Linked DNA regions of Mus musculus: region 2 is linked to region 1. The links are chromatin contacts, found by POLR2A ChIA-PET in ENCODE. All regions are on one chromosome and are shown on one strand. Each heading gives the region's core, a stretch centred on a gene start or an enhancer-like site at or near the end of the contact. The rest is flanking DNA. Distances are from core to core; before and after follow the strand shown. Region 1 holds the start of Bcl7a (B cell CLL/lymphoma 7A). Region 2 holds the start of Mlxip (MLX interacting protein).

Region 1 (6,308 bases), core at 2,012-4,511:
TGGGACACCAGGCAGAAGGGGAAGGAGTGGAAGCTGCAAACTGTGGGTGGGGCAGTGCGCAGGTCATGCCGGCTTCTTCTGCAGGGCAGAGGAAGGGTAGGGGTATTAAAAAAAAATACCTCCCTGGGCTTTCAGGCCGGATGGAATACCAGACACCTTAGCTCTCCTCTACATAAAATACAGAGTTCCTCACTGATTCTGAATATTTCAGATAAATGGATAACTTTTTGGCATGTGTCTCAAATATTTCATGGGATATACTACTTACATAAAGGGGTGTGTGTGTGTGTGTGTTTTGTGTGTGTGTACAGTCTAAGGACAAAACCCAGAGCCCTGTGCATTCATTTTATTTTTTATTTAATTTATATTTTTGAGACAAGCTTGAATGTAGATCAGGCTAGCCTTGAGCTCAGTATGTAGCTGAGGCTAGCCTTGAACACCTGGTTCTCCTGCCTCTACCTTACAAGTCCAAAGGTTATAGGCACGCACCCAGGGGGAACGGTTTATTTTTTAAAAATCACTTTGTTGTTTATCTGAAATTCAAATTTACCTGGATGTTCTGTGTTTTTTCATTTTCATTTCTGGCAGCCCCATGTCCTAGCCAGTGGTGAAATGCATGGTTGGTGCCCACGGTTAATAAACAACCCCCAAAGCCTTCAGGGGTTGATTGCAAGATTGCTGTTACAGACAGGGCAAGACCAGATTTAATGACTCAAGGAAGACCCCTCCGTCTCTATTTAAGATGGGGAGGGAAGCAAATCAAAATTTCTACAAAGTCCACCTTACATAAGGGCCCCTGTGTACTCCAGTGACTCTACCGGACTAGCCAGTCCTCAACAGCTCTGGAAGGGGAGGGGGGGCCCGGAGTCCCCTAGTTGACAGAGTCAAGGAACTGAGTTTCGTATTTTGCCCAAGGTCACTGCTAGGAAGTGAAGTAGAAACTCATGCAGGAGATCCCAAAAGGCCTGGAGTCTTTAGAGGTCATGATATACTTATTTCTCCCAAAAGAACATAGGGTAGAAAGCGGCCACATCCCCCACTGCACTCCCAGGCTTGGCAGGCTGTGAACCCGCTAGCATGGAAGATGAAGCCTCCAGGCCTGCTGCTCTGGGGCCCGCAGGGTGGAAAGCCCCAACCCTCCATCTGCCCGCCCAGCAGAGCAGCTGGCAGACCCAGCCGCAGCTGTCACGGCTCCAGGACCAGAAAGGGAGCTTACACCGGCCCCTTTCTACCCTCCAGGCGGGTGACAGACAGAAGGGACTCTTGCCCTGCTATCAGTTCTTTCTTTGCACCGGGGACTGAGGCCAGGGAGGGGTGCCACCCCAGCCTTCCCTTGAGAGTCCCACAGGAGAGGGGCCAAGGTGCTGGTTTTCCTGTGTTTTGGCCTGCAGCTGTTTCTGCCATTTTTAAATGGCTGCAGTTGGGCACTGGTCGCCCTGCTCAGCGGGGAGCTCCCCGGCACCCAGGACTTGGATCTCAACTTTGGAAAGCCTCCCCTTCTCACGGTTGTGAAAATTCTTTGTCCCATTGGAGCCAAACCCAGCCCACGGCGGGCATCCGGCCATCCGCAGACAGCCCTTTCCATAGGAGGCCCGGGAGCACGTGGACTTTATTGATTTTTCTCGTTGCCTTTTTTGTTGGGTTTCACTCTGAAAGGACAGCTAACTTGTGACACCATCAAACCGGAGACAGGTCCCCAGTAGTGTTTAAAAAAAAAAAAAGGACAACAACAACAGAGGCGTTACTCAAGAAATGACCCCCCCCCCCAAAAAAAAAAAAAAAAAAACAACCCAGCCTGCAGTGGAGCCTAGCCAGTTCCTATAAAGGACAGATCCAGCCAGCGGCTGCTGACACTTGGGGACACCCTCGCAGCTGCTCCTCTCCCTCTCGGACCCAGATGAAGCCGTGGGAAAAAAACCGTAATAAAGTTAAAATCAGGGAGCAGGGAGTTTTCAACAAGTCTGACCCAACCTGGTGGTGGACTACTGGCGCCTCAGGCCTGGCCTCTGGGGCCGCCTCGGTGTCAGATCCCGACGAGGGCCGAGAAAATGTTCCATCCTACTAATTATAACGAGGCCACGCCGGGCAGGATCTAATTTGAGCTTGAAAAACACGCACGGCCCACACCGAATCTCGCGGTCTCCTCCTCCCCCAGTGCAGAGAACAAAAACAACGGTCGCTCGTTCTCTCCGCAAAACAAACACCAGCTCCAGCAAGAAGGAGGCAAGACACGGCCCAGGACTTGGCTTCTGGATGCAAACATCGCGCTCCCCGAGCTTCGGGTGCCGCGCGGAGCGCGTGGGAGCCGTGGGTGCTCCGCGCCCCGGCCGCGCCACCGCCTTCCTAGCGCTCGCCCCCATCTTCCTTCCTCGCCCGGAGCCCTCGCTCCAGGCTGCCCAAAGCGCTAAATTTAAACGGCTCGCGCTCTGCAAACTCCGCAGACTCGAGGGCGCCGAGGCCTGGGAGGCGGGGAGCTGCGGGCGGGTCGGGGCGTAGGATGTGTGTGTGTATGTGTGTGTGTGTGTGTTGGGGGGGGGGGACACCGGCGCCGCGCCGCCCCGGGAGGAGACGGCGGCCCGCTCCGCGCTGCACAATGGAGCTCGCGCTCTGCCCGCCGCCGCCGGCATCACGGCCCCGGCGCGCGGGAAGCCGCTTTCATGTGACTTGCACAAAAAAACGAAATGGCTTCTGGGGCCGGCTGCGAACCCCCCTCTCCCGAGAGCCGAGCTCCGAGCTCCGGGCTCCTGCCGCCGCCGCCGCCGCTCTCGCCGCCGCCGCGCCAGGTGGGTGACCGGCGCCAAGCACACCTGGGCAGCGGACGCAGCCCCCGCGGGGCGCAGGTGACCCCGGCCGCGCGCCCTCGCCAACTCCGGGCCCGGGGCCGCTGCGCCCCGCCGCTCTACGCGCTGGGTCCGGGCTTGCTGGCGGCCGCGACGCGGTGCAGCGAGCCGGGGCGAGCGAGAGAGCGAGCAGGCGCCTCGGCTTACCATTTGCGCACTTTCTCGATAGCCGCCATGACCCTCTTGATATCATCTTTGGCCCGGCTCCTGGTCTCGGCTCGAACCGACCTGCCCGACATGGTTCTGGCGGGGAGGGAGAGAGAGAGGAAAGAGAGAGAGAGAGGGAGGCTGGGGGAGCGCGCCCGCCGGGTCCTGCTCGCCACACTCGCCCGCTCTCTCACTCGCGCACAGACACACACTCACACACATACGCGCACACACAAAGCCTGGTGCCGCCGCGCGCCCGGGGCCCAGTGCGCAAGCGCCGGGGCGGCAGCTGCACAGAGCGAGGGGGAGCGGCGCGGCCGCCAGCAGTGCGGCCTCCGGGTGCCGCCGCCCTCCCCGGGGAGCCTCGGGGACCTCACTCTGGGAAAGCTCTCCCGGGTAACCCCGACCTCCCAGCACGCGGGACGGGCCCGCGCCAGGACTCACCCAGAGGCCGCAGGTGCGATGGGGGGCCCCTCCCCCCCCCAAGACACACACCCTGGGGATGGCAGACTGCAGGCCGTGGGTGCTCTGGCTCGGGTTGGTGGCCGCGGGCGCGATCGTGCAAGTTTCTTGTCGGGCGTTTGAGTTCTCAAGAGTTGGAGGCGGCGGTTCGGGACGCGAGGTGATCTTAGAAAGAGTTGAGGCGCCGGTCTCTGGCCAGCTGCCCTGTTAAAATGTGCGAGCTAGAACGTCTCCTCCCCATGCTTAAACTAGAGTCGTAGGAAAGGTGCCCGAACCCGGTGGCAATTGACATTGTCTCTGGGCTTTCTTTCCCTTAGAGATAAGTTGTCCCAGTCACGGATCAACCTCCCTGGGGTTTGACCGAAAATGACAATTTAATCTTAAACGGCTCCTGGTGGAAGTGCAGTGTAATGACCCGGAGCAGCAGGTAAACTAGACTGGCCCAACACAGAAGGACTTATGAGAGGCTGTCTCCCTACCCTAGGACAGAGCTGGGTGACAGGATCTACCGCGGTCACCCAGTATAGGGACAGGTGGGTGTGCAGTTGCGGCTACACAGACTGGACCAGAGCGAATGCTTGTCCACGTGAATGCTGGGAAAAGAGATGACCTGAAGTGAGAGAGCTGCTACCTGGAGAGGAACTAGCGCAACATCAGTCATTTCACAGATGGACAAACTGAGTCAAGGAGTTATTGAAGGTTGCAGCAGTGACCTTCATCTGTGACTGCCATGATTCTAGTACCAAGCATCTCCCCCTGAAGTCTGGGGGGGTTGCAGGGGTTTGGTAGAGGGAGCTAGTGGGGAAATGGGTGTGAGAATCTGGGGAAATTTCCCCCAGGCTTCTTTTAACCACTTTAAACGCACGGTCCTAAAGCGAAAATTTAAAAATAAGAACAACAATCAGATGTGGTAGCCCACTCCTTTAATTCCAGGCAGAAGCAGGTAGAGATCTGTGGTTCAAGACCAACCTGGTTTATGTAGGTAGTTCCAGGACTACATAGTGAGGCCCTGTCTTAAAACAAAACAAAACAAAAAAACAACCCAAACCAAAACAAACAAAAGCAAAAAACCAACAACAACAACAAAACAATGGAGCCAGGCAGTGGTGGTACACACCTTTAATCCCAGCACTTGGGAAGCAGAAGCAGGCCGATTCTATGTATTCAAGACTCAAAGCCAGTCTGGTCTACATAGTAGTGAGTTCTAGGACAGCCAGGGCCACAAAAAGAAAACCCTGTCTCAAAACAAAATAACACACCCCACAAATATGTCAAAGAATCGTTCTGTGATGGATTGAAAAATGTGCCATAAATCCGAAGTCTCATGCATTTGACCCTCTGTATTTGATCATCAGATATGTGCTTGGACCCCAGGGAATTCATTTTTGTTTAGTGCAGAAATTGTGTATGCTAGGCAAGTGCTACACCACAATTCCCACATAGAATATATGTGTATATATGTATGTGTGTGTGTGTATTTAAATAAGATATATCAAAAGTCCGAATATCTGGTCTGCAAGATGTCTTAGTAAATGTGTTTGCTGCCAAGCCTGCAGGCAAGAGTTCAGGTCTCAGAACTCACGCTGTGGAAAACAGAACCCGTGAAAGTTGTCCTTGGATCAGCACATGTTTACATACCACACGCACACTCACACACACATACACACACCCTAAATGAAATGTAAGAATACTAAAAATCCAAATCCCAATTGATGAACAGATGTCTTTTCAGTGGTATTATTATTCCTTGATAAAAGCAATACCAATACCTCTAAAAATGTGTGAAAGCATGCTAAGTAGAAAGATGTAGGCATATAAGGACAAAGATTGTATGACCCCACTTACAGGAGTTTCCTAGACTAGGCAGGAGCTGGGGCAGGGAGCAGGGAATGATGGCCAGTGGGGTTTTTTTTGTTTTTGTTTTTGTTTTTGTTTTTTGCTTTTGTTTTTGTTTTTTTGTTTGTTTGTAATAAAGAAAGTTTTCTGGACCTATGTAGAGATATATGTCCCATGTCACTGAACATTGTACTTTAAAATGGTTATAATGAGCCAGGCACATGGCTCAGTGGTTAGTCACTTGCCACAGAAGCACAAAGATCCCCAGGGAAATTTTTGGTAGACATGGCAACTGGCCTGTAATTCCAAAGTCTTAAAAGGCAGAGACAGGGCTGGAGAGATGGTGGTTGAGAGCACTGACTGCTCTTCCAGAGGTCCTGAGTTCAAATCCCAGCAACCACATGGTGGCTCACAACCATCTGTAATGGGATCTGATGCCCTCTCCTGGTGTGTCTGAAGACAGCTACAGTATACTCACATACATAAAATGAATAAATAAATCTTTAAGGCAGAGACAAACGATTCCTCAGAACAAGCTGGCTAGTGAGATTAGCCATACTACAAGCTCTGGATTTGATTGAGCCAGTCTGCCTCAGTAAATAAGCCAGACAGAGGATGATTCCAGACATGGATTGCCCTGGATATGCATGCCGTCCCAGGTATATCTGCACCCACACCACGCATACAAATGTGCATACACACATGCAGACCACACACACACACACACACAAGGGAGAAAAATGTTTATAATGGTCGATGTGATGTTACCTGAGTTTGACTATTATGAAAAGGAATCCAAATGCGTTAGACCCAGCCAGAGTTCTACACAGCCGCCCTCGCCTTTCAAGCCGCTCAGGTGACAACCGGTTTGCTCCATGAAAACTACCTGACTTCAGCTTGCTGTCTATACCCTGAAGGTATTTATATTTTTGATCCCTGATTAAACCATAAAGCTTACTACAAATGTTCTTTATAAATCTAGTATGTCATTTTTATACCCCCCCTCCCAGCAGATATTTTTAA
Region 2 (6,962 bases), core at 1,772-4,271, 50 kb before region 1:
TTCTGACCCCATGCAAGGGCAAGCTAAAGAGGCTTCTGAACGGGGGCTGGAGATACCAAAGAGCAAGTAAGCTTCTTGTATCCAACTAGTGATGCATTCTGCAGTCAAGAAAATTAACTCAGAAAAGGTGAGGTGCCAAAATGATGGGATTATTCGGTTGGTGTTATTTCTAGGTTATTCCAATAGAGCACAAAGGGACACTGGCTTATTTTTCCTTTAGCAGAGCTTACTCAGTGAGAATTTCTAGCCTGAGCCTCCAGTGGCTCAAGCAGCTTTCTCTCCCTATACATGCAGAAGTTTATATTAAATTAAAAGAAAAAAGGATTAAGTTCTCTTAATAAGAACACATTCCTGTCCTTTGGCCCTGATTTTGTTTGAAAAGCATTTCCCAGAGACTAGTTTATGCTGTAATCTAAATGAGTCTGATTCTGATTCCAACATAAATGCTCAAGAGTGAGGGACTGCGACTTCACTGTCAGCTGTCCATTTAAAAACAAGAGTACCTCCCCAGGCTCGGGGCCAGCTCAACCTGGCAAGGTCTAAGAGTCAAAGCGGAGGCTGACCAATATGCCACGTAAAGGTGACAGAAGGAAGAGCTATGCTACAGGAATAAGCCATCAGGGAAACCTCCACAAGAGGAAATGGGGGTGAGGGTGCATTTCAGAAACATAACAAAGGAACAAGTTGACTAATCACTTATTCCAGGGAGGGAAAATGCCATGCAGAGCCAACTATCAAGTATTTTAACTTCAGGCAATTGAGTAATGCTTTTAATTTCGATTATCGGGGCTTATTATCTACCACCCTGAGAGAGAGGCGAGGGTTGGGGGTGGGGGGAAGGAGGGTTGCTTGAAACCATGAATTTAAGACCAGCCTCCTGGATAACAGCAAGACCAGTCTCAAGAAAACAAAGCAACGATAACAAAAACCTTATGAATCCTTATGAATGTAATCCTTATGAATGAAAACGGCTTGCTAAAACCTACTACTTTGCAGGCTAGCTTTAGAAATTAAGTAAAACCAAAACCCAAAACAGGGCTAGCCATGGCAGCACCTGTAATCCCAACACTTGAGAAGCTAAAGCAGGAGGATTACTTACTGCAAGTTTGGGGCCAGTCCAGGTTATATAGTGAGCTCCTGGATACATAGGTATCAAGGTAACACACACACACACACACAAAAAAAACCCTAGGAGTGGTCCTGTGCTTCTTTCCATGGTCTTCGGAGTAACCTGGGAAATTTTCTCTAGGCTGCCAGCTGTGCATCAGGACTCTCATGAAGCCAAAGCCAGTATAGTTGCTAAAGCAAGCCCAGTCAGTGTGGGTCCTGCTTGAAGCTACCACCCATATGGGCTGCTCTAATCACTAGCAGTTCAGAGAAGGTCTCTGGCTGAGGCAGAAAACTTGCCTAAAATGCCTGCCTAGAAGACATACTGGGGAAGAGTAAGAGGGTAGAAAGAAAGGCTAGCCCTCCAAGGAAAGGCATTTCTATGACGTTCAAAAGAGATCTCTGTCCAAAGCTGAATTCCCCGTTTCAGGGCAGTGTCTGGGATGTCAGCCCTACTGACATCTCACACATAAGTTTTTAGGGTCAGTCAGAAAACCCTCTAGCCAGATGTGGGCATGAGAGGCATATGTTTGTGATCACAGAATTTGGGAAGCGGAGGCAGGGCAGTCAGGAGGAGTTCAAGGCCAGCCAGCATCTGCTCAAAAGACCCTGGCTCAAAAAGGAAACAAACAAACAAAACAAAACAAAAACAAATTCCAACTTCCCAGGAAAATAAACTCCACAAGTCCACTGTGTGCAAAGGGTCCTGCCTCAGAATTTCCCTGTAAAGGAGATGTAAGAGAACCCAGGCTCCAGATGCATGGACAATCAGGAAAAGTAACTCACATTTAAGCAGCACCTAAAAACCCACTCGGCCTATCTCAACCCTTCCCTGAAGCAGCCCCCTAGAGGTCAACACTACTGTCACCCCCCACCCCGCCCCCCTTTATAGACAAGGAAACAGGCTCCAAGGCGTTACACAATCATTAAGATAGTGCAGCCAGCGCCCTAGCCACCCTGGACAGGTGATCTTAACCGTTGGGTGTTGCTGTAAACACACAAAGCAATAGAAGGAAGGGGTCCACAGAGCCAAAAGAAAAGGAGGAAAACAACAACACACAGCCTGTAGCTACACCTAACTCTTGTCTAAAACCGGTGACCACGGGCATTGGAGGAGGGGAGGGCCTGGATGGGGAACACGAAGCCGGAAGAACCCAGGAACGACCGGCTGACAGGGCTACAAGGCCGGAACCCTGGCGCCTCTCTCCATGGTGGAGACCCCAGACTCACAAATCGTCCTAGAAGGAATTTCCAAAGGGACAGTGTGAAGCCAAAGGTCCAAGCTGGGTTTTTGTTCAAGAGAGACCGGGGTGAAGATGGGGCTCGGCCAGGTCTGGGAGTCGGGTGGGGGCGTCACCGGGTCCCCTACCTGTAGGCCAGGGTCATGCACTCGAAGAGCTTGGTGAGCGACGCATCGATGGACAAGTGGCAGGAGCTGGTCTTGCCGAAGCTATAGGTCTGGCACGTCTGCTTGTTGACCGTGTCGAAATCATAGCCCTTCTTGGGCGGGTGCTCGCGGTGCGGAGAGGACACCATGAAGTGGCCGCTGTGGATGATCTGCTGTCGGCGCGGAGGCTCCTCGCGGCCCGGGCCGGCCCGAGGCGGCAGCGGCGCGGCGCTCGCGTGGGCCCGGGCTGAAGTGGCCACGCCGGAGGGGGGCGGCGGAGACGGCTCGTCTGTGTCCGAGTCGTCGTCGTCCTCGGGCACCTGAGGCTTGAGCAGCACCGAACGGCCCCGACTGCGGGGCCGGCGCGGCGAACACATGAAAACGTCGGCAGCCATGAGGAGAACCTGGTCCGGGGCATCCCCCGGGAGCCGGGGCGACGTAAAGCGGAGAAGCACGGGGAACGGAGGGGGCCGCCGGCCCGACCCGGCCCGGCCCTCGCGCAGACTGCCCGGGAACGCGCGGCCTGAGGGGGAGGGCGCGGGCCTCCTCGTAACGTCACTGTCGTCTTGGCCAATCGGATGCTCGCCTCTGCCTCTTAAAGGTGCAGGAGGAAGCTTTTCTTCTCCGGGCGGACAAAAAAAAAAAAAAGCCGGAGGCCACGCCTCCACGCCCGGCCCCTGGCTGTCCTCTTTCCCCTCCGGCTGGCCCTGGAGTAGAGAGACGAGAAAGCCAGGCCGCGCCTCTCGGGGAGCCTGGGCTCAGGGCGGCATTGGCTGTCTGTTCAACTAGTCTGGCTCCAGCCCCTGCCCCGCCTCCGCCACGCCCGGAGCTTGGGAATAGCCCTGCGGCCTCACTGCGGGCAAGGAGGGCACTCCACGTGGTGGGTAGGGGTGGAGCTCCTTCCCCCACATTAGGCCAGCTTTCTCCCTCCATACCCGGAACTGAGTCCTCAAAAGCCTTCCTGATTTTGTCTACCGTCCCCATTTTGTTGATGAGAAGATTGAGTTACCTACACTCTAAGGGGTGTGCCTAAGGTTCCAACAAGACCCAAGAGCAAGGCTCACAGAATCATCACATCCTTAGGGGCAGAAACTGACTCTCCCGGGTTAAGGCATGGCTCCTGGGCATCACCGCTCTTAAACAGTAGTAGAGTTCTGCAGGAGCCTAGCTGTCTGCCTCCAGACCCAACAACTTCAGCCACAAATCAAAATACTGTCGCTATTGTTTGGAAGTTTGGCCCAGAAGCCAAATTCCAAAGGGGAAGTTTGGAGCCTAGTTGTCTTTACTGCAATTCCTAGGTCTCAGAAAGTTGTGTCAACCTAAAAATAGCAATGAGCCAGTCATGGTAACACATGCGCGTGCCTGCAATCCTAACAGGAGGGGAGCAGAGGTGGGAGGATCAGAAGTTCCCCAAATTCTAGGTTAGTTTGAACTGCATGATACCCTGTCTCAAAGACACTTTTATTTTATTTTATATTTTAGGAAATCCAGTGAGATGGTTCAGTAGGTAAATAAAAGCACTTGCTGTTAAGTCTGACCTTCATTCCAACCCGTGGGACCCACAAGATAGAAGACTCCCAACAACTTAATCTCTGACCACCCCAACCCCACTGTGGCATCTGCGCTTCTCACGATAAATAAAGGTAAAAATAAATAAATAAAAGATTTTGTTTGGAGACAGAATCTCTACATGTAGTCCTTATGTAGACAAGGCTGGCCTTGTAACCACCACGAGAGATTATAAGAGGGGAAAAGATCAGGGTGTCTTCTGTATATGACAAGGAAGCTACACCTGTGAAATCTCCATGGTCTAAACAAGAACTACAAAATTGCAGCACCAGTTGACATCCCAAGATGGATGGGGGAAATCTCACAAGACCCCCTCTTAAATGGAGTTCAGGCAACTAATGATGCGGGGGGGAGAGAGAGAAAGAGTTATTCTCCAGGGAGAAGATGGGTTTTCCAACCCCACATAGTCACCTTTTCTAAACACATCCTATCAATACTAAAAGGACTCAGCAGGCTATATTTATACATGTGTGTGTGCCTGCATGTTTAAAAATAATAATTAAAGAAGAGGTCACATTTCAAAGGGAGTGAGAAAAAGACAAGGGAGGAGTTGGGTGGGGGTTGGGGAGTGGAAATGGTGTAAATACAGTACTCATGTATGTAATTATATTTAAAAGTGATGGAGAAAAAAAACACCTGAAAATATAATGGGGGTTATGGCTGGCCTAGGTAGTTCCCTAGCTACAGGGAACACTCAGAAAGCAGTGTAAGATTAGCCTAGGTGCCAGGTATACTGTACATGCCTTTAATTCCTGCACTTGGGAGGCAGAGGCAGGAGGATCTCTATGAATTCAAGGCCAACCTGGTCTACAGAGTGAGTTCTAGGACAGCCGGAGCTATGTAAGGAGACCATGTTTCAAAAGATAAATACATAAATGATTGATGTTTTTCTGTTTTGCCCAGGTCTCTCAGGCTTTCTATAGCTGTGAGAAACCAAAAGCAACTTGGGGAGGAAAGGGCTTATTTCAGCTTACAGTTCCACAGTACGGTCCATCACTGTAGAAAATCAGGGTGGGAACTTAATCAGGGCGGTACCTGGATGCAGGAGCTGATGCAGAGGCCGTGAAGGAGTTCTGATGACTGGGTTGCTCTCTCATGGCTTGCTCAGCCCGCTTTCTTGTAGCACCCAGGACGACCAGCCCAGAGGTAACACTGTCCACAGTGAGCTGGACCATCTAATATCAATTATCAATCAAGAAAATGCACCACAGGGGGCTGGTGAGATGGCTCAGTGGGTAAGAGCACCCGACTGCTCTTCCAAAGGTCCGGAGTTCAAATCCCAGCAACCACATGGTGGCTCACAACCATCTGTAACAAGATCTGATGCCCTCTTCTGGAGTGTCTGAAGACAGCTACAGTGTATTTACATATAATAAATAAATAAATCTTTAAAAAAAAAAAAAGAAAAGAAAATGCACCACAAGACAATCTAATGGGAGCATTTTTACAGATGAGGTCCCTGCTCCCAAAATGACTCTAGCTTGTATCAAGTGGCCATAAGACTAGCCTGTATACCAGGCTAGTCCTGGCCACAGATGACTCCCCTGCCTCTGCCTTCCTAGCAGGTCAGGCTCTACCTATGTTGGCCATGTTTGTTGACTTGCTTGTTTTACATTTCTAAAAATAATTTTGGTGCTAGAGAGCTGGCTCAGTGGTTGAGAGCACTGACTGCTCTTCCGAAGGTCCTGAGTTCAAATCCCAACAATCACATGGTGGCTCACGACCATTCGTAATGAGATCTGACGCCCTCTTCTGGTGTGTCTGAAGACAGCTACAGTGTACTTAATATAATAAGTAAATAAATCTTTACAAAAATAATTTCATATATAAGCCCATACGGAAGACATACACACACACATATAATAAAGAAATAATAATGATAAGTCTTTAAAGAAAAGGTTATCCTAAGGATGTGTGTGCAACTGAATCACATCATTGTGCTGATGTGATGTCATATCAAACTGCTTTTGAAAAGAAAAAGTATTTGCAGGGGGTCGTTTGGATGCTTTGATTTAATCAGGAATCTGTGTTTACTGATGCTGAAGGTTCTTGCCCTCAATTGGTTCTTGATCTATCAATAAAGTTGCCAGTAGCCAATGACTGAGCATGGGGCGGGACACTGAGAGTTGTATGGTAGGTTGCAGAGAGAATTGGGAGGACTGAGAGAGGAGAAGGGGATGCAGTAGAGGAAGAGAAAAAGCCAACCAGCCATGTGAGATTTCCGGGAAGTGGCCGCTACTTCCCCAAGTAGCAGGGGAAATTCAAGGAGTGCTCAGTCATTGAGTTAGCCAAAGCATTTTAAGAAAAACCGTTCTCTCGCGCACTCTCTCTCTCTCTCTCTCTCTGTCTCTCTGCGTGTGTGTGTGTGTGTGTGTGTGTGTGTGTGTGTGTGTGTGTGTGTGTTCTATTCGAAGATCCGAGATAGCTCCTGGATGGGTACGGGCATGCGGCTGGCCAGGAGCACAAAGCAAGCGGGCAGCCAAAACTACCCGCTGCAAGTATTGACTTCTCACTTTGGTCTCAGAGAGAACTAAAAGCAAAACAAGCCTAGCATAGCTGCTTCCATTCCTTGCCTGCCTGAGTCTGCGGAGGCATGTCAATCACGCAAGGAGTATCTGTCTGTCTACCTACCTTAGCCTGTCTCACCTCTCTTCAAAGCTGCAGAGACCAAAATAAGTCGCTTTCCTAAATGGCTTGGTTCCAGTCAACTTGGGTTCCAATGACACTATCTTTCCCTGTGCCCACCCAATATACTCTGAAAGAATGCAGCAGTCTATGAGGGTAAGGCTACACCGGCGATCAGATCTTCAAATTGGTCCCCCCTGGTGATGGTGATTGTTAACATCCTTTTCATTCCCTCCCCTCCCCCCCATAGAACCTGAACTGAGACAATGCCCGC

Evidence for each region. ChIA-PET counts read pairs that join two places held with the same protein, here RNA polymerase II (POLR2A).
Region 2: POLR2A ChIA-PET joins it to region 1 with 46 read pairs in Patski. The contact joins the promoter of Mlxip here to the promoter of Bcl7a in region 1. POLR2A ChIA-PET finds 5 or more read pairs at or near these places in 5 of 5 experiments (Patski and embryonic stem cell).

Annotation. Positions count from the first base shown.
Region 1 is chr5:123,341,401-123,347,708 of GRCm38, reverse strand. It overlaps Bcl7a (B cell CLL/lymphoma 7A), which reads right to left and starts at 3,261. Exons shown (of 6, transcript NM_029850.3): 1 at 2,988-3,261. The coding sequence starts at 3,079. Gm15860 (predicted gene 15860) reads left to right here and starts at 2,567. Exons shown (of 2, transcript NR_165267.1): 1 at 2,567-2,783.
Region 2 is chr5:123,390,857-123,397,818 of GRCm38, reverse strand. Mlxip (MLX interacting protein) reads right to left here and starts at 3,021. Exons shown (of 17, transcript NM_133917.3): 1 at 2,477-3,021. The coding sequence starts at 2,889.